2 separate regions of the Homo sapiens genome follow, and region 1 is linked to region 2. Evidence: read pairs that join two places in POLR2A ChIA-PET (ENCODE). Cell type or tissue: Panc1. All regions are shown on one strand. Links, peaks and the distances in the headings refer to the core of each region. The heading gives the core; the rest is flanking DNA.

Region 1 (10,018 bases), core at 846-8,845, 86 kb after region 2:
AGGCTAGGCGCAGTGGCTCATGCCTGTAATCTCAGCACTTTGGGAGGCCGAGGTGGGTGATCAGGAGGTCAGGAGTTTAAGACCAGCCTGGCCAACACAGTGAAACCCTGTCTCTACTAAGAATACAAACATTAGCCAGGCACAGTGGTGTGTGCCTGTAGTCCTAGCTACTCAGGAGGCTGAGGCAGGAGAATCTCTTGAACCCGGGAGGTGGAGATTGTGGTGAGCCAAGATCGCGGCACTGCACTCCAGCCTGGGCAACAGAGCGAGACTCTGCCTCAGGAAAAAAAAAAAAAAAAGCAAGAAAATAAAAAGGCATCCAAATTGAAAATTAAGTAATGGTATCTCTATTCACAGATGACATAATCTTATAAAAAGAAAATCCTAAGGAATCTACTGAAAAAACATTAAAATTAATAAATGAATTCAGCAAGGTAGCAGGATATATGATGAATAAACAAAAATCAGCTGAGTGCAGTGGCTCATACCTGTAATTCCAGCACTTAGGGAGGCAGAGACAGGAGGACACCTTGAGCCAGGAGTTCAAGACCTGCCTAGGCAACATAACAAACCTGTTCTCAAAAAAAGGGGGGAATTCCCCTTTTTTTGGAGTCAACGAAGACCTAAATAAATGGGAAGACATACTGTGTTCATGGTCTAAGGCTTAGCATTGTTAAATGCGATAATAACCAAATCCATTTATAGATTAAAGGCAATCCCTATGAGAATTCCAGCTGGTTTCTTTGTCAGAAGTTGAGCTAATTCTAAAATTCGTATGACAATCAAAGGACCTAGAAGAGCCAAACAATCTTGAAAAAGAACAACAAAGTTGGGGGACTCACACTTACCAATTTCAAAACTTATTTAAAAGCAAGAGCAATCAAGGCAACATGGCACTGGCACAATAGAACGGAACTGACAGTGCAGAAATAAACCCATACATCTATAATCAACTGATTTTCAATCAGGGTGATAATACCATCCAACAGGTAAAAAATATTTTCAAGAAATGGTGATGTGTCTATTAGATATCCACACATAAAAGTATGAAGTTAGATCCTTTCCTCAAACCATATACAAAAATTAACTGAAATCGATCAAAGACCTAAATATAAGAACCAAAACTATAAAACTCTCAGATGAAAATAGGCATAAATCTTCATGATCTTGGATTTGGCAATGGATTTTTAGATATGGCACCAAACCCCACAAGCAATAAAATAAAAAATAAATACACTGGACTTGATTGAAATAAACTTCATGCTTCAAAGGACACCATCAAGAAACTGGCATGAAAATCCACAGAATGGGAGAAAATATTGGCAAATCATGTATGTGATAAGAAATTTTATCTACACTATATAAAGAACTCTTACAATTCAATAATAAAAAGAGAACCCAATTTTAAAATGGGCAAAGGTCAAGGCTGCAGTGAGCTGTGATTGTGCCACTGCACTCTAGCCTGGTGAGAGAGCGAGACCATGTCTCTTAAAAAAAGGGGGAGTGGGGGGCAAAGGATCTGAATAGTCATTTCTACAATGGTCAACAACCACATGAAAATAGGCTCAACATCATTAGCTACCAGGAAGATGTAAAGCAAAACCACATGAAATACCATTTTACATGCACTAGGATGCCCAGAATCAAGAAGTCAGATAATAACAAGTGTTGGCAAGGATGTGGAAAAATCAGAACCCTTATACACTGAGATGTCAAAAGATAGAGTTACTTTGAGAAACAGTTTGGAAGCTCTCAAAAAGTTAAAATATAGAGTTACCAGTTTACTCAGAAATTCTTCTCTTAGGTATATATCCAAGAAAAATGAAAACATATGTCCACACAAAAATTTGTACATGAAAGTTTATAGCACCATTACTCATAACAGCCAAAGGGTAGAAACAATTCAAATGTCCATCAACTGATGAATGGGTAACAAAATACAGTATATCCATACTATGGAATATTTGGCAATAAAAAGGAATAAAGTACTGATACATGTATGACATGGATGAACCCTGAACATTATGCTAAATGAAAGAAGCCAGTCCTAAAATAACCTATGAGTCCGTGCATATGCAATGTCCAGAATAGGCAAATCTATACATATAGAAAGTAGATTAGTGATTGCTGGGGCTAGGAGGTGATAGCTAAAAGGTACCACATTTCTTTATAAGGTGACAAAATGTCCTAAAATTGTGGTGATGGCTGCATAACTCTGAATATCTCAAAAACCGCAAATTGGGTAAGTGGGTAACTTGCATGCTTTGTGAATTATATCCTAAAAAAATTATTTTTAAAAAAATTAGAAACATCATCAAAAAATTAGGAAATGGTCATAAACCGAGGAAATTATCTAATTTTGCTGATAATGGGTTTTTAAAAACCTTATTTTAATATCTGCTAAATACAGTAAAATCTCCACCAAATTGAGAGAATATGTCGAGACACCATACTGAACTGCAGAAGCTCAATTAGCCTCCACCTAAATGACTCATCCATCTCTACTCCCTAATCCCCAGATCTATCATACTGACTTCTCTCCACGTCACAGGCCAGCTACTCCTTCAGTCACCAGGCATTTCTGTTCCTATGCTTACCATGGGTCAGTTGGGTTTGTTCCCAAACCTATTTATACAACTGCACCACTATTATTATGGTACCAATTAATTAAATGATGTATAAACTGATGAAATAATGAGTGTATAAAACACATCTGTGTAGCGTGGGAAATACAAAGAATGTAAGAAAACAGCAGATGAACAATACATAACAACAGAAGAATGATCACAGGAATAGAAAAAAATTTCAGACAGAAATGTTTCTTCCCTTGAAGGGAAAACGGAGCTATGTCCAGTCTTTTTTTTTTTTTTTTTTTGAGACAGAGTCTTGCTCTGTCGCCCAGGCTGGAGTGCAGTGGCGCGATCTTGGCTCACTGCAAGCTCCGCCTCCCCGGTTCACGCCATTCTCCTGCCTCAGCCTCCTGAGTAGCTGGGACTACAGGCACCCACCACCATGCCCGGCTAATTTTTTGTATTTTTAGTAGAGACAGGGTTTCACTGTGTTAGCCAGGATGGTCTCGATCTCCTGACCTCGTGATCCGCCCGCCTCAGCCTCCCAAAGTGCTGGGATTACAGGCGTGAGCCACTGTGCCCAGGCCTCAGCTGTGTCCAATCTTTAACATGACCTGTAATACTTGGCACCACCTTGTCTTTCCTACATTTTCTTTAACTCTCCCTCCTTCTCTATGCTTCAGACATCCTTGTGTTCTGTCAGTTTCAAAAACAGCTAGCTCTTTCAGAATCTTCACTATGGTGTCCTTCTTCCTGGAAAGTTCCACTGGATTTACCTAAATCCTTTCCCTCAGCCTGGCTAACTCCTTCAAGCCAAGTCTGTCTTTTAATGCAAAGATGCATGTGACTCTAAGAATGGCACACAACAGATGCTCAATTAATGTGTCAATATTGTTATGTACCTAAGGGAAGAGATGCCGAGAAAAATACTCTAAACAGCCACTATCACTAAGCAGTAGGGTATGAAGTGATTTTTACATTCTTTTACCCTTCAAGATGTTTTAATTTTTACAACAAATATACATTTTTTTTTTTTGAGACAGAGTCTCGCTCTGTTGCCCAGGCTGGAGTGCAGTGGCGTGATCTTGGCTCACTGCAAGCTCCACCTCCTAGGTTCATGCCATTCTCCTGCCTCAGCCTCCTGAGTAGCTGGGACTACAGGCGCCCGCCACCACGCCTGGCTGATTTTTTGTATTTTTAGTAGAGACAGGGTTTCACTGTGTTAGCCAGGATGGTCTCAATCTCCTGACCTCGTGATCTGCCCGCCTTGGCCTCCCAAAGTGCTGGGATTACAGGTGTAAGCCACTGCGCCTGGCCAACATCATTTCTACAAATGCTACAAATGAATAAATGTACTTTGAAAAACTAAATAAAAATCTAGTCCCTTCCCACACAGATCCCATCCGCATTGCATTATGTGTGCTGAAAAATACTGGTTTTATTTTATTTAAATCATTTTAATTTTTCACTAAGACAGACTGATAAGGCAAATTCTTTTTTGTTTTGTTTTTTGAGAGAGTTTCACTCTTGTCACCCAGGCTGGAGTGCAATGGCATGATCTTGGCTCACTGCAACCTCCACCTCCCAGGTTGAATCAATTCTCTTGTCTCAGCCTCCCAAGTAGCTGGGATTACAGGCAACCACCACCATGCTCAACTAATTTTTTGTATTTAGTAGAGCCAGGGTTTCACCATATTGGCCAGGCTGGTCTCGAACTCCTGACCTCAGGTGATCCGCCTGCCTCGGCCTTCCAAAGTGCTGGGATTACAGGCGTAAGCCACTGCACTCGGCCTTTTTTTTTTTCTTGAGATGGAGTCTCACTCTGTCGCCCAGGTTGGTGCGCCCTGGAGTGGTCTCGGCTCACTGCAACCTCTGCCTCAAGGGTTCAAGCCATTCTCCTGCCTCAGCCTCCCGAGTAGCTGGGATTACAGGCACGTGTCACCACACCCAACTAATTTTGTATTTTTAGTAGAGACGGAGTTTCGCCATGTTGATCAGCTGGTCTCGAACTCCTGACCTCAGGTGATCCGCCCGCCTCGGCCTCCCAAAGTGTTGGGATTACAAGCGTAAACCACCATGCCTGCCTAATAAGGCAAATTATTAAAAAAAAAAAAACATTCTACATGGCTGGGAGTGGTGGCTCACACCTGTAATCCCAGCACTTTGGGAGGCTGAGGCGGGTGGATCACTTGTGGTCAGAAGTTTGAGACCAACCTGACCAATATGGTGAAACCCCGTCTCTACTGAAATTACAAAAATTAGCCAGGCGTGGTGGCGTGTGCCTGTAGTCCCAGCTACTCGGGAGGCTGAGGCAGCAGAATTACTTGAACCCAGGAGGCGGGGGTTGCAGTGAGCCGAGATCGTACCACTACACTCCAGCCTGGGTGACAGAGCAAGACACTGACTCAAAAAAAAAAAAAAAAAAATCTACATACTCTATTGTAAAGTACTGGGAGGTGTTTAAGCTACCCATATAGTAAATATGGTAAACTCTTTTGAGACCAGCCTGGCCAACATGATGAAACCCCATCTCTACTAAAAATACAAAAATTAGCCAGGCATGGTGGTGGACACCTGTAATCCCAGCTATTTGGGAGGCTGAGACAGAATTGCTTGAACCTGGGAGGCAGAGGTTGCAGTGAGCCGAGATCACGCCACTGCACTCCAGCCTGGGCGACAGAGTGAGACTCCATCTCAAAAAAAAAAAAAAGTAATTATAAAATATTTACTCCCAGATAATTTGAGTTATTCTGAAATCCTTTGCCAGACATATAACTATTATTTGTCTTCAGATATAGTAAAAACTATTCAAAGGAACACTACTTGTATAAATTATGTATCCTATGGTCAAATCATGTCCCCTGATAGACATCTATGACTGTAACCCAGAAAGGTCATTTTAGTAATAAATGCCAACTGGGCGGGGGTGGGGGAAGCATGACTGAATTTCAAATATGCCAAGTGACTGTCATAATGTCCTAGTCTATGTCTGATACATGAAATCTAAGTGGAGATTATCTATTCATCACACTACAATGATCCCTCTGCCAAGACCTCTATTAAAATTGACACTCGGAAGCGGCAACTCATGTACAGACACAATTTCCTCTGAGGACGTACAAACTGATTTCCACACCGTGTTGCGGCCATGGGAATTCAGGTGTGTTTGGGGTCTTTAATCCAAAAAGACAGAAAGTAGAATGCAAGCATTCCTAAACATTCCTCTTAGCCTGCTGACCAAGGAGAAAATGCTGTTGTTACCAGCAGTTACTGGAGTTTATTCTTCCAGTCCTCTTTGACAATACATTTCATCATTTTAACTTCTTGTGATGCAATTCCATTTACAAACCCATAAAGCGTAAGATCAGGCAAAGCCATCTGCTAAAAGAGTAGATTCAATAATAATTGCCTTGTTGTTTCTACAAGATATTTTAAGATTTAATTAGTTTGGTATCAAATACTATTTCTCAGTCACATAAAACAGCCTCATTTATGCAGCTAAAGTTGTGCATGCATGCAAATATTTTCATGTGTGCATAACTACTACTTTCTTCTTTCAGGTTGGATTTTTTAGTTACTTTTGAAATTAAGGGCTACCCATTGTCAATTAAAAGAGGCAATACAGGGCGGGGCATGGTAGCTCATGCCTGTAATCCCAGCACTTTGGGAGGCCAAGGCGGGTGGATCACCTGAGGTCAGGAGTTCGAGATCAGCCTGGCCAACATGGTGAAACCCCGTCTCTACTAAAAATACAAAAATTAGCTGGGCGTGGTGGCGGCTGCCTGTAATCCCAGCTACTCAGGAGAATCACTTGAACCCAGGAGGCAGATGTTACAGTGAGCTGAGATCACACCACTGCACTCCAGCCTGGACAACAGAGAGAGACTCCATTCCCCACACCGCCCCGCCCCCCCCCAAAAAAAGGAAATACAAATCTAATTGTCACCTAAACGAGCCAGAAGGTAGAATCAATTATGGGTAGTGAGCTGATTTAGCTAAAGACAAAAAAAGACATTTTAAAATGTTATACTCCGTATAAAGCAGCAAACCCCATTTACAGCCTTTAGTAGTTTATTTTAGGATGCTCAGAAAACATTAAAAATTGATATAGCCCTGTTTGGGTCAAAAACTGTACATAACCAGATCGAGGTCCAAGAGACTATGATGTATTTCTTGGCTTCTCTCAAGATCTCTGGGTCCCCTAAAGCAGATTTGACTTTCCAGGAGGTTCAACTATATAGAACAATTCTTGAATCATTTTGAGTAATTTGGAATCAGACTACTTTACAAGTTCCTACAGTACAGACCCTGTCCTCATCTAAGAGGTTGAAGGTTCATGGACTGCGTTAACACTTTTGTCAAGGTTACATCTAACAGGACTATATCCGTTGGCTATAAAATGCCAAGAACTGAAGTAGCTGCAGTTAAGAGGCATATAAGGAGATACAAAGGCATCTCATTATTCCAAATAAGGCACTAAATTAACCATCAGCATTATGTAGATACCTTACATTGCAGATACAGGCTGAATAAAGAAAAGACAAATATATGAAAAGTAAAGAGATAAAGTGGTTCCGCAACTTTCTGGCTATGTCGGCTTGGGCAAATTACTTAACCTCTCTATATACTTAGCTCTCATCCCTAAAATGCAAATAATAGGATCTACTTCATACATTTGCTGTGATGATTAATTAATGTCTATAACAGTACTTGGAATATAGTAAGCTGTAAAATATATATATATATATATATTTTTTTTTTTTTTTTGCCCAGAGGATGATCATTTTTAATTTAAAAAGATTGTTAACAGGTCTGAACTCTTTTGTTATTTACATAAACAAAACAAAATTTTTTGACTGAGAGTAATTAATGCCTCTTAATTCAAACTAAATATTCTTTTGCTTCAGAGGTGGACAGAGAAACACTCTTCTAATTGTAAAATTTTTTTGTTATTATACTTTAAGTTCTAGGGTACATGCGCACAATGTGCAGGTTTATTACAGAGGTATACATGTGCCATGTTGGTTTGTTGCACCCATTTACATTAGGTATTTCTCCTAATGCTATCCCTCCTCCCTCCCCCACCCCACAACAGGCTCCAGTGTGTGATGTTCCCCACCCTGTGTCCAAGTGTTCTCATTGTTCAATTCCCACCTATGAGTGAGAACATGTGGTGTTTGGTTTTCCGTCCTTGCAATAGTTTGCTCAAAATGATGGTTTCCAGCTTCATCTATGTCCCTGCAAAGGACATGAACTCATCCTTTTTTATGGCTGCATAGTATTCCATGGTGTGTATGTGCCACGTTTTCTTAATCCAGTCTATCATCGATGGACATTTGGGTTGGTTCCAAGCCTGCTATTGTGAATAGTGCCACAGTAAACATATGTGTGCATGTGTCTTTATAGTAGCATGATTTATAATCCTTTAGGTATATACCCAGTAATGGGATCACTAGGTCAAATGGTATTTCTAGTTCTCGATCCTTGAATCGCCACACTGTCTTCCATAATGGTTGAACTAATTTACACTTCCAAAAACAGTGTAAAAGCGTTCCTATTTCTCCACATCATCTCCAGCATCTGTTGTTTCCTGAATTTTTAACAACTGCCATTCTAACTGGTATGAGATGGTATCTCATTGTGGTTTTGATTTGCATTTCTCTGATGACCAGTGATGATGAGCATTTTCTAATGTGTCTGTTGGCTGCATAAATGTCTTCTTTTGAGAAGTGTCTGTTCATATCCTTTGCCCACTTTTTGATGGGGTTGTTTTTTTCTTGTAAATTTGTTTGAGTTCTTTGTAGATTCTGGATATTAGCCCTTTGTCAGATGGGTAGATTGCAAAAATTTTCTCCCATTCTGTAGGTTTCCTGTTCACTCTGAGGGTAGCTTCTTCTGCCATGCAGAAGCTCTTTAGTTTAATTAGATCCCATTTGTCTATTCTGGCTTTTGTTGCCATTGCTTTTGGTGTTTTAGTCATGAAGTCCTTGACCATGCCTATGTCCTGAATAGTATTGCCTAGATTTTCTTCTAGGGTTTTTATAGCGTTAGGTCTAACATTTTAAGTCTTTAATCCATCTCGAATTAATTTTTGTATAAAGAAAGGGATCCAGTTTCAGCTTTCTACATATGGCTAGCCAGTTTTCCCAGTACCATGTATTAAATAGGGAATCCTTTCCCCATTTCTTGTTTTTGTCAGGTTTGTCAAAGATCAGATGGTTATAGATGTGTGGTGTTATTTCTGAGGCCTCTGTTCTGTTCCATTGGTCAATATATCTGTTTTGGTACCAGTACCATGCTGTTTTGGTTACTGTAGCCTTGTAGTATAGTTTGAAGTCAGGTAGTACAATGCCTCCAGTTTTGTTCTTTTTGCTTAGGATTGTCTTGGGAATGCGGGCTCTTTTTTGGTTCTATATGAACTTTAAAGTAGTTTTTTCCAATTCTGTGAAGAAAGTCATTGGTAGCTTGATGGGGATGGCATTGAATCTATAAATTATCTTGGGCAGTATGGCCATTTTCACGATATTGATTCTTCCTATCCATAAGCACGGAATGTTCTTCCATTTGTTTGTGTCTCTCTCTTATTTTGTTGAGCAGTGGTTTGTAGTTCTCCTTGAAGAGGTCCCTCATATCCCTTGTAAGTTGGATTCCTAGGTATTTTATTCTCTTTGTAGCAATATGAATGGGAGTTCACTCATGATTTGGCTCTCTGTCTGTTATTAGTGTACAGGAATGAGTAAGCTGTAAAATATTTCTTCAAGATGCATGTGGGAATGAAACACAGAATAGGTACTTATGCCCAGTATACATGAACTTTATTTCTGAGATGTGAACATGAGTCTTTTTAATAGTTTCCCTCACTAAAGCTTAAATGATTCTATGGTACAATTTTTACAAACCAGTTCTATCAAGATTAAAGTAATGATAAAAGTTCATTTAACTTTATATAATACTTTAACCTATTCCACTTAAAATACAGTTAATCCCCCAAGGGAACAGGATTGTTCTAGTTATTCATTTAACCTTCTTTCCTGCTGAAGGGAAAGGGCCTCTGAGTGCTACATAATTAGTGGTGATTAATAGGAGACAGGAATGTGATGAAATTTGGAAAGCTGGAAAAAAACCAATGTAAAAGCCTCAATTAAAATACATGGAAATTCAAATCAGTTCTGTTTTAGCATTTTCAAATATTTAGCAATTTTCTTCAAAAGTAAGATTATAATCCACAAAACTATTTAAACAATGGCAGTAGGAAAAATTTGTAAAATTGGAATAAAAGCTACCCTTAAATCTGGGTCTGAACTGCTTCCTTGACAGGCAAGCGCCTACGAGTACAGGTTAGTCATTCAAGAGTTTATAAATTAGTAGTCTGAGCTGTGAGCCACTACTAGGAAGGGAGAAATATGGGTCACACGCTGTTTAAATTACATGTCCTTTTCAAAACTGTA
Region 2 (10,018 bases), core at 1,095-9,094:
CGCTTAGGAACTGCAAAAGGATCAAGAGCAAACATTTTTTAAATGCTCACTGCAGTAGAGTAGTAAAAATACTAATATTGTTCTATTTAAGCTCAGAAATAGTTTCTAAGAATGCCAGTGTTGGAAGGACTTTAAGAGCTCATTTAATTTCCTCTATTAACAAATTTGCTTTCTAAATAAATAGATGATGAACCAGGCACTGTGCTTTATAAAGTAGCCAGGTTCATACATGTACACCCTAAAAATAATGCTCTGGGGAAGGCAATCTCAGTTTTAACAAGCTGGGAAAGGTAACGACAGCCTTAAAAAGTAATCTTTTCTACTATTCGAGAAAACCTAGTTGAGGATGTGCCTTTGGATGTTCACTTTGAAGCTTTTAATCAGATCCCACTTCCTCTGGTTCTGCTCAATGAGAACAGCTAATCCATTACACACACACACACACACACACACACACACACACACAACTTATTTATTCTTCACAGAGGGTTCACCTTTTTTCCACTCTGTTGACAACTTTCCTCCTTGATCCAATTTTATAAAATTAAAAAAAGAAAAAGGCAAAGCTTTTCATTGCCCTATCATAAAAAGACAGACTATAAGCAGTACCCTAGCTAGAGCAGAGGAAGGATGCTTAGAGCTCTTATTCATATATACACAATGGATCTATTTAAGGGTGATTTATTAAGGGTGATCTGCCTGAGACATCCATCACCTACTTACTACCAGGGTTAAGTACACCTTATTGGGCAAATAGTTTAGTTTTTCCTTTTTTGCTTACATATCCAGTATGTGTTCTTCCCCAAACTGTGGGTCATGGTAAGTTTTAGCCTAGTGCTTCTGATAAACCCTGTATGTTAGTTGTAAAAGAAATGATACTGTGACAGTTAATTTTAGGTGTCGACTTGACTGAATTAAAGAATACCTAGAGAACTGGCAAAGCATTATTTTTAGGTATATATTTAGATGAATGTGTTACCAGAGGATACTAGTGTGTGAGTCTGAGTGGACTAAGTGGTGCCCTCAGTTTAGGTGGGCACCATCCATTTGGCTGGGGCCCTGGATAGAATAAAACAGAGGAAGGAAAATTGGTCTCTCTCTCTCTCCTGGTGCTGGGATATACTTTTCTTCTCCTACCCTTGGTCTTTGGACTTGGACTGAGCTGTGCTGCTGGAATAACAGGGTCTCCAGCTTGCAGACACCCTGTCATGGGACTTCTCAGCCTCCATAATGACATGAGCCAATTCCCCTAATAAGTCCCCTCTCATATATCTTGAACTCCTGGCCTCAAGTGATCCTCCTGTCTGAGCCTCCCAAGTAGCTGGGATTACAGGCATGAGCCTGCACCTGGCCCCCTTTCATATACCTATATGTCTATATATCCCATTGGCTCTGTCTCTCTGGATAACCCTGACTAATATATACCCATTACCTAACATGTACTGAGCTCTCACCTTCTGCCAGATGCTGTGCTATTTTATATAAGATCTCACTGAATCTTCACAACCACCTATGTAACACATGGTGACTCACCTTTTAAATAAATAATAAATAAAACAGTTAAATGATCAGATGTGAGTGTCACCTCTTTTCTGAGCCTTTATCCCTTCCCGGAAGAGGTCCTAACATGTTTCAGAATGGACAGAAGAGAAGAGCGACAGAAAGGGGGTGGAAAGCAAGTCACATGAGAATGGACTGAACTAGTTCAGTAGCATTTATTTCCATTTGCAAGGAATCTGTATGAAAATCTGTTTCTTAAATGGTTCACACTGTTGATATTTCAATACAATAGATTTAATTTTACCTAAGTTGCTTCTTTCCTAAATGACTTTCAGCACTCATCTAAAGGATAGTAATAAATCTTTTAAAACAATACAGCGGACAATATTGAAAATTTAGGTTTCTCTTCCAACAAATATCAAATGCATGCCAATCAAACAATGCCAATAAATATCAAAGCAGTAGTACTCACCTCTTTCGCACTCTTAATTTTGGTCAGAAATGTATGGAGCTCCATTGTTTCTGCAAACAGTGCACGACATACTGCCTGATAATGATTTGGTGCATCTGATTCAGTAGGGAGATGAGCAGCACACAACTATAGAAGGGGAAAATAAAATAATGGTGCTTGGTTACTATTTGGGTTTTTTTTGTACTTAAAAACAGACACGAGCAGAGTGCAGTGGTTCACGCCTGTAATCCCAGCACTTTGGGAGGCCAACGCAGGCAGATCATGAGGTCGAGAGTTCAAGACCAGCCTGACCAACATGGTGAAACCCTGTCTCTACTAAAAATACAAAAATTAGTTGGGCGTGGTGGCACACACCTGTAATCCCAGCTACTCAGGAAGCTGAGGCAGGACAATCGCTTGAACCTGGGAGGCGGAGGTTGCAGTGAGTGGAGATCATGCCACTGTACTCTAGCATGGGTGACAGAGTGAGACTTCATCTAAAAATAACAATAAAAACCAAAAAAACAGACACACCCCCATATCTGTATTTTCATATCAGACAGCCAGGCAATTCCCATCATCCAGGGCTTAATGTACCACAAGACCATCAGTAAGGTCTACATAATTATACGGGAAAAGTGGTCCACTAACTAACAGAGACCCAACAGCACAGATGAGCTTACTAGAATTAGCTTCTATTTGAAAATGATAGGACATATGTAAAAGTTTTGGTTGGGAACAGAAAGAGAACCACCGTTTATTGTATACTGATGACGGATCCAGTTTTTTAACAGCTACCATTTATTAAGCAATTATCATGCCAGCTACAATATCTGACATGTCGTATATACAACATAATACCATTTACTCTTCAATGTACTGCTGAATTATCCTCATTTTAATGGAAAAAGAAACTGAGGCTAAGAGGAGTCACATGACTTGTCTGTCCATAGTCACATGGTTACCAAGAGGGAGAAGGAGAAGTCAAACACAGTCAGTCCTTACTGGGTTCTGAAGCCAGGCTCATTCCAATACATGTCGAATTTTGTAACGTAGTAAAAAAAAAAAAAAGAATGTCAGGAAAACATATGGACCTCAGGGAAGCTGCCTCATCAGTAGATGGGGAGTGGAGGAAAGAGGGCAGAGGGCAATGTAAGGCCACAGGTGCTGCCTACAGCCCTAATGTCCTTTACCATACATAGTCCATAATCCCCACCCAACTACTTGTGGGTAAAAGGTGCAACTTAGTATCATGCAAAGCAATTCAGAAAAATCAAACACCATTTAATTTATCAGATTGGAAAGACATCCTATTAAGAGTCCCATACACAGGAATAATTTTATCTTTCTATAAAATAATTTTGTATCCACGTACAATCATTACATTTTAAAGTACTTCATTTGCACTAACAAGCTGTAAGTTCTCTTAATTTCTTACTAGTCAGTAAACTTGACACTAATACAATAACTAAAAATACGCATCTTATTTTAATAATTTCTATCAATTAAAGAATAAATGACATCTTTGTAGTTTGTAATAGCCTTAATAATGTGGCTTTCTGTTTTCACGTATAGTAACCATCTTACACAATCTAATAGATCACTAGCTTTTACAAAATACATTCTCAAGAAAATATCTCTAGTTTGAATAGGAAACCTTCTTCACAGTAGCAAAAAAAGCTAAAAGCTGCTTTATCCAGAAGCATTAAAAGCAGAAATCTCACAAGTTTATTACTCACAGAGCCACTAGTAAACAGAGAGTATATTTTGTGCTCAATTATTTTTATATTTAGAAAACATCTTGCAATACCGAATTGTCATTCAAGGTAATGAAAGACAACAACTGAGGCTTTACCTTATGTAACTTAACCCTAATCTTACATTCCAGTCACATAAAGAAATGGCATAAAGCCACTGGGTTTCAAAGTTTTCAACTGCTATCCACAGTAAGAAATAAATTTATATATATTCACATATTATACACAAACACATGCATATGTGCCTATTATACATACAAAAGCTTCACAAAACAAAACTTGCACATTCAATTGAATTCACAACCCATTCACTGGTTGTAAACTGCAACTTTAAAAACACTGGTGTAAAGGTAATAGCTAGGTCTAAAAAATGTTTTTTTAAATGCATATGACAATCTTACACATAAAAAATCTAAAGGAATACTACTAGAGTTCATAAGCAATTTCAGCAGTTGCAGAATACATGATTAACAAACAAAATCAGTTGTATTTCTACACATGGCCAGAGAACAATTGGATAATGAGGTCAAGAAAATCACTCCATTTACAATTGCATCAAAAATGCTAAGAAATAAATTTAACCAAGGAGGTGTAAGACTTATACACTGAAGAGTACAAAATATTGTAAAAGAAATTAAAGAAGACCTAAATAAACAGAAAGACATCTTGTACTCATACATTGGAAGACAATATAGTTAAGGCAACAACATTACCCAAAGTGATGAACAGATTGAATGCAATCCCTAACAAAATCCCAACAGCCTTTCTTTAAGAAATAGAAAGACTGATCCTAAAATTCATATGGAATTGCAAGGGGCCCCTTGCAACAACCCAATTTAGAGATCAGGAAACTGAGATTTAGACCACGTAAGTAATTTGCCCAAGGATACACAGCTAGTCAATGGCATAAATGGAACCGAAACCAGGTAGTCTCTCTGGAGCCCAAGTTCTTTTCCATTCTACTCTAAAATAAATGTAATTCCCTTTATATTAAAGGGAATAATGTTCTTAAAGTACTTAAAGCATAGAGCATGGTATACAGTAAGCATGCAACAAAATCATTTTTATAGTTCCAAAAAAAGAGACATCAGGGGTTAGGGGGACAAAATTAGGTTATATGACCTTGGACAAGTTATTTAACATTGCTGGGTTTCCATTTATCTCTAAAAAGAGAGGACTGGTTTATGTAACCTCTTATATAAATCTGTCTCTCCTCTTTGCTCTACATATAAACTTCTAAATTAAACTGAAATACTGAGGTTTTTGAGGGAGCAGTCTTGGATCTTTGGGTATCCTCTGCTTACTGTAGCTGCCCTTGTCTAGTCTAATGGCTTTAAATGCCACCTATAGGCTGGTAACTCCTCAACCCCTATTCCAGGCCAGCCCTTTATGTTAACCACTTATGGCTATGTACTTAGCATTTCCACTCAGAAGTCACAAAGACAGCTCAAACAACTCTGAGAGTCATCCTTTTTTCCCCCCTTAATATAGGGTCTTGCTATGTTGCCCAAGCTGGTCTTGAACTCTTGGGCTCAGGCAATGATCCTGCCTCAGCCTCCTGAATAGCTGGGATTACAGGTGTGTGGCACCATGCCCAGCTGAGAGTCATCCTTGATTATTCTTTATTCCCATACCACTCATATCCAATCCATCAGTAAGTCTTGTTGTTTCTACCTTCAAAATATACCACCTGACAGTTCTCTACTTTTCTCCATCTCCTCCACCATCATCATGGTCACAGCTACCATTTTCTTTCATTAGAGGACTCCTAACTTCCTCTCTCACTAGTCTACATGGTTCTTCTTCACCTGACAGGCAAAATCTTTTATAAATATAATTTGGATTATGTTCATCCCCTGCTTAAAAGCATCCAATCATTCATTCAAACAATATTCACCAAATGCCAACTACGTACCAGGCACTGTGGCAGAAAGAAACACAGTATTTGATATGGTTTGGCTGTGTCCCCACCCAAATCTCATCTTGAATTCCCATGTGTTGTGGGAGGGACCTGGTGGGAGGTAACTGAATCATGGGGGCAGGTCTTCCCCTTGCTGTTCTCATGACAGTGAGTAAGTCTCATGAGATCTGATGGTTTTATAAGGAGGAGTTTCCCTGCACAAGCTCTTTTTTGGCCTGCTGCCAGCGATGTAAGACATGACTTGCTCCTCCTTGACTTCCGCCATGATTGTGAGGCCTCCTTAGCCACGTGGAACTGTGAGTCCATTAAACCTATTTTTCTTCCCAGTTTTAGGTTATGTCTTTATCAGCAGTATGAAAAAGGACTAATACAGTATTGAACAAGTCAACATCCCGTTCCTCTCAAAAATAGTAATGGGTATCTCAGACCCTTAAACATACACATACACACACACGCACACACACACACACACACACACACACGTTGGGAATAACAGCTACTATTAAGAAAAATAGGCCAAGTGTGGTGGCTCACACCTGTAATCTCAGCACTTTGGGAGGCTGAGGTGGATCACCTGAGGTCAGGAGTTTGAGACCAGCCTGACCAACATAGTGAAACCCCGTCTCTACTAAAAATACAAAAATTAGCTGGACATGGTGGCGAGTGCACCAAGTGCCTCAGCTACTTGGGAGGCTGAGGCAGGAGAATTGCTTGAACCCGGGAGGTGGAGGCTGCAGTGAGCCGAGATCACGCCACTGCACTCCAGCCTGGGCAACAGAGAGAGACTCTGTCTTAAAAAAAAAAAAAAAAGAAAAGAAAGAAAAAGAAAAAGAAAGCAGATGAGAGGTAGAAAATGAGGCCAGTGGTGGGGAGGGGCAATAATGTGGAAAGAGTGGTCAGTAGGTGGCACCAGAGCAGAGAGATCAATGAAGATTGGAGTGAGCCATGCACAGACCTAAGGAAAGAGTGTCCCAGGCATGGGAGGGCCAGTGGCTCCCACTGAACTTAAAACCCAAACTCTTCAGTGTTCCTCAAGTCCTTCGTCATCTAGCTCACACCTACCTCTCAAATCCCATTTGTGGCTTTTCCTTCCACTTTGTTTTGGTAATCCTAGACTTGTTTCTTTAAAACACACCAATCTTTTTGCTGATTCCTCACTCCTCCAGGTGTTGATTTCAATGTCACCTGCTCAGAACGTCTTCCCTGTTTGTCCTTTCTAGATGAACTACCCCCCTCTAATTTCTCTGTTACTTTTTTTTTGAAATGGGGTTTCACTCTTGTTGCCCAGACTGGAGCGAAGTGTTGCGATCTTGGCTCACTGCAACCTCCGCCTCCCAGGTTCAAGCGATTCTCCTGCCTCAGCCTCCCAAGTAGCTGGGATTACAGGCTTGCACCACTATGCCCGGCTATTTTTTGTATTTTTAGTAGAGACGGAGTTTCACCATGTTGACCAGGCTGGTCTCAAACTCCTGATCTCAGGTGATCTGTCCACCTCGGCCTCTCAAAATGCTGGGATTACAGGCGTGAGCCACTGCACCTGGCCTCTCTGTTACTTTTTAATCACTGCATTCTGCATTTTCTTCTTAGCAATTGTTAGGATTTAAATTACAGTAGTTCCTCCTTATCCACAGTTTCACTTTCCATGGCTTCAGTTATCTATGGTCAACTGCATCCAAAGATATTAAATGGAAAATTCCAGAAATAAATAAATCCTAAGCTTTAAATTATATGCTGTGCTGAGTTGCATGGTGAAATCTCACACCATCCTGCACTGTCCTGCCTGGGGTGTGAATCACCCCTTTGTGCAGCATATTTGCTCTCAGCCTCAAGCGATCTACCTGCCTTGGCCTCCCAAAGTGCTGGGATTATAGGTGTGAGCCACCAAGCCTGGTCTGCATACCACAAACTTTGATAGGTCACGCATTTGTTATTATTCAGTTTATTTCCACTGTGATTTCTTCTTTGACTCTTGGGGCATTTAAAAGTAGTTTCTTAATTTCCAAGTATATGTGGAAATAATAAAATCTTTTTGTTATTCATATCTGGCTTAATTCCACCATGGTAACAGAACATTTCCTATGTAATTATAACCCTTTGAAATTTGTTAAGACTTGCTTTAAGGCCTGGAATACGGAGAAATTTTTAATTGTTCCATGTATACCTGAAAAGAATGTGTACTCTGCAGTGGGTGGGTGGCATGTCCTATTAAGTCAGGTTTGTTATTCTCATTATCCAAATATTCTATATTTGTACTGATACTAAGAGAGGTATTTTAAACCTCCCTCTATGGTTGTACATTTGTCTACTTCCCCTTTTAGTTGTATTTGTTTGAATGTTGTTCAATGCTACTGTTACAGGCTATGTTACTAGGTGCACATAAATTTATGAATGCTATTTCTCCTTAGTAAATTGAACTTTTTATCAGTAAGCATCCTTTTTTATCTCTAGTAATGCTTTTTGCCTTTAGGTCCATTTTATATTAAAATAATGTCTGTGATACTTTTCTTTTGGTTAGAATGTTATATTTTTCCATTCTTTTACTCAAGCTTTCTATGTCCTATTTATAGTGTCTACTCAGTAAACAATGTATGATTGGATTTTGTATTTTTAATGCAGTCTAAAAATCTGTGTCTTTTAAAAATTAGAGTATTTTAGGCTAGTACAATCCACAGAAATACAGTGTGAGCCATGTATGTAGTTTTAAATTTTCTAGTAGCCACATCAAAAAAAAATAAAAAGAAACAAGTGAAATTAACTTTGATAATATATTTTAGTTAACCCAATACAATAATATATATTATTGTAATACTTCAAATTATAGCCAATACAAAAATTATTAATGAGGCTTTTTTTTTTTCTTTTGAGATGGAGTCTCGCTCTGCTGCCCAGGCTGGAGTGCACTGGCATGATCTCGGCTCACTGCAACCTCTGCTTCCCGGGTTCAAGTGATTCTCCTGCCCCAGCCTCCCGAGTAGCTGGGATTACAGGCATGCAGCACCATGCCTGGCTAACTTTTTTGTCTTTTTAGTAGAGACGGGGTTTCACCATGGTAGTCAGGTCTCGAACTCCTGACCTCAAATGATCTGCCCACCTCAGCCTCCCAAAGTGCTGGGATTACAGGCATGAGCCACCGCACGCAGCCAACAAGGCATTTTACATTCTTTTTTTGGTACTAAGTGTTTGGAATCCAGTATAGATTTTGTACTTTCAGTCCACGTCAATTTAGACTAACCACATTTCAAGTGATTAATAGTCACATGTGGCTAGTAACTACTGTATTGAGCAGTATAAATTTAGACCATTTACATTTAATGTAATTACCAATATATTTCAGTATCAAATTACCATCTTCTATTTGTTTTCCCATCTGTTCTATATTCCTTTTCAATTCTTTCCATCTCTTCTTTTGGATTACCAGTAATTTTCTTAGCTCCACCTGCCCCCTTCCCTATTGGCCTGATATTTACAAATTCTTTTATTTATTTTTAGTGGCTTTTCTAATAAAGGTTAGGCTTTAGTGGCTTTCCTAATAAAGGTTAGCACTAATAAATTAGTGCTTTAACCTCTTCCCAATGCCAAGGTCTTAGAACACTAACTCCACGCTACTGTTATACATTTTAATTCTAAATATATTCTAAATCATGTAAGACATTATTATTTTTTGCTGTTAATATTCATTTAGATTTATTTTCATGTTTATTTTTCTTTTTTTGAGGTGGAGTCTTGCTCCATCGCCCAGGCTGGAGTGCAGGGGCACAATCTTGGCTTACTGCAACCTCCGCCTCCCAGGTTCAAGCCATTCTCCTGCCTTAGCCTCACAAGTAGCTGGGATTTCAGGCATGCACCACCATGCCCAGCTAATTTTTTGTATTTTTAGTAGAGATGGGGTTTCACTATGTTGGCCAGGCTGGTCGTGAACTCCTGACCTCAAATGATCCGCCCGTCTCGGCCTCCCAAAGTGCTGGGATTACAGGCGTGAGCCACCATGTCTGGCCCATGTTTATTTTTCTTTGCTCTTCAAATATTCTGCATCTCCTAGTTTCTACCAGACATGGACTGCCTTCTGCCTGATGTATACTCTTTGGTATTGCCTTTAGTCAAGGTCTGCTGGTGACAAATTTTCTGTGTTTGTCAGATAAGATATTTTACCTTTTCTTAAAGAAACAAAACAAAAAAAGATCTCACTGTGTCACCCAGGCTTGAGTGCAACGGCACCATTACTGCCCACTGCAGCCTCAACCTCCTGGGCTCAAGTGATCCACCATGCCTAGCTGATATTTTACCTTTATTGTTGAGACATTATACTGGATAAATAATTCTAGATTTAATGTTAGAACTTTGAAGATAGCATTCCACTCTGTCTTCTAACATTACTCTCCCCCTGACTTA

The links. Peaks named below come from ENCODE experiments on the same cell type or tissue, not always from the same donor. Only the 100,000 strongest peaks of a DNase experiment are listed, where the experiment ranks them.
Region 1: POLR2A ChIA-PET joins it to region 2 with 5 read pairs; 3 of 35 experiments call an interaction of 5 or more read pairs at or near these places.

The regions. Positions count from the first base shown.
Region 1 is chr18:12,619,566-12,629,583 of GRCh38, forward strand. All of the region lies in intron 2 of SPIRE1 (spire type actin nucleation factor 1), which reads right to left. Among named protein-coding and RNA genes, the nearest start is that of SPIRE1, 34 kb to the right of the region's middle. In Panc1, for the core only: no CTCF peak of the experiment used is centred there; no DNase peak of the experiment used is centred there.
Region 2 is chr18:12,533,504-12,543,521 of GRCh38, forward strand. SPIRE1 (spire type actin nucleation factor 1) reads right to left here. Exons shown (of 17, transcript NM_001128626.2): 4 at 1,973-2,098. LOC124904371 (small nucleolar RNA U13) reads right to left here and starts at 22; the gene lies at 1-22. RefSeq lists a silencer at 6,456-6,635. In Panc1, for the core only: CTCF peaks have their summits at 6,541 (motif pointing right) and 6,751; a DNase peak (open chromatin) is centred at 5,068.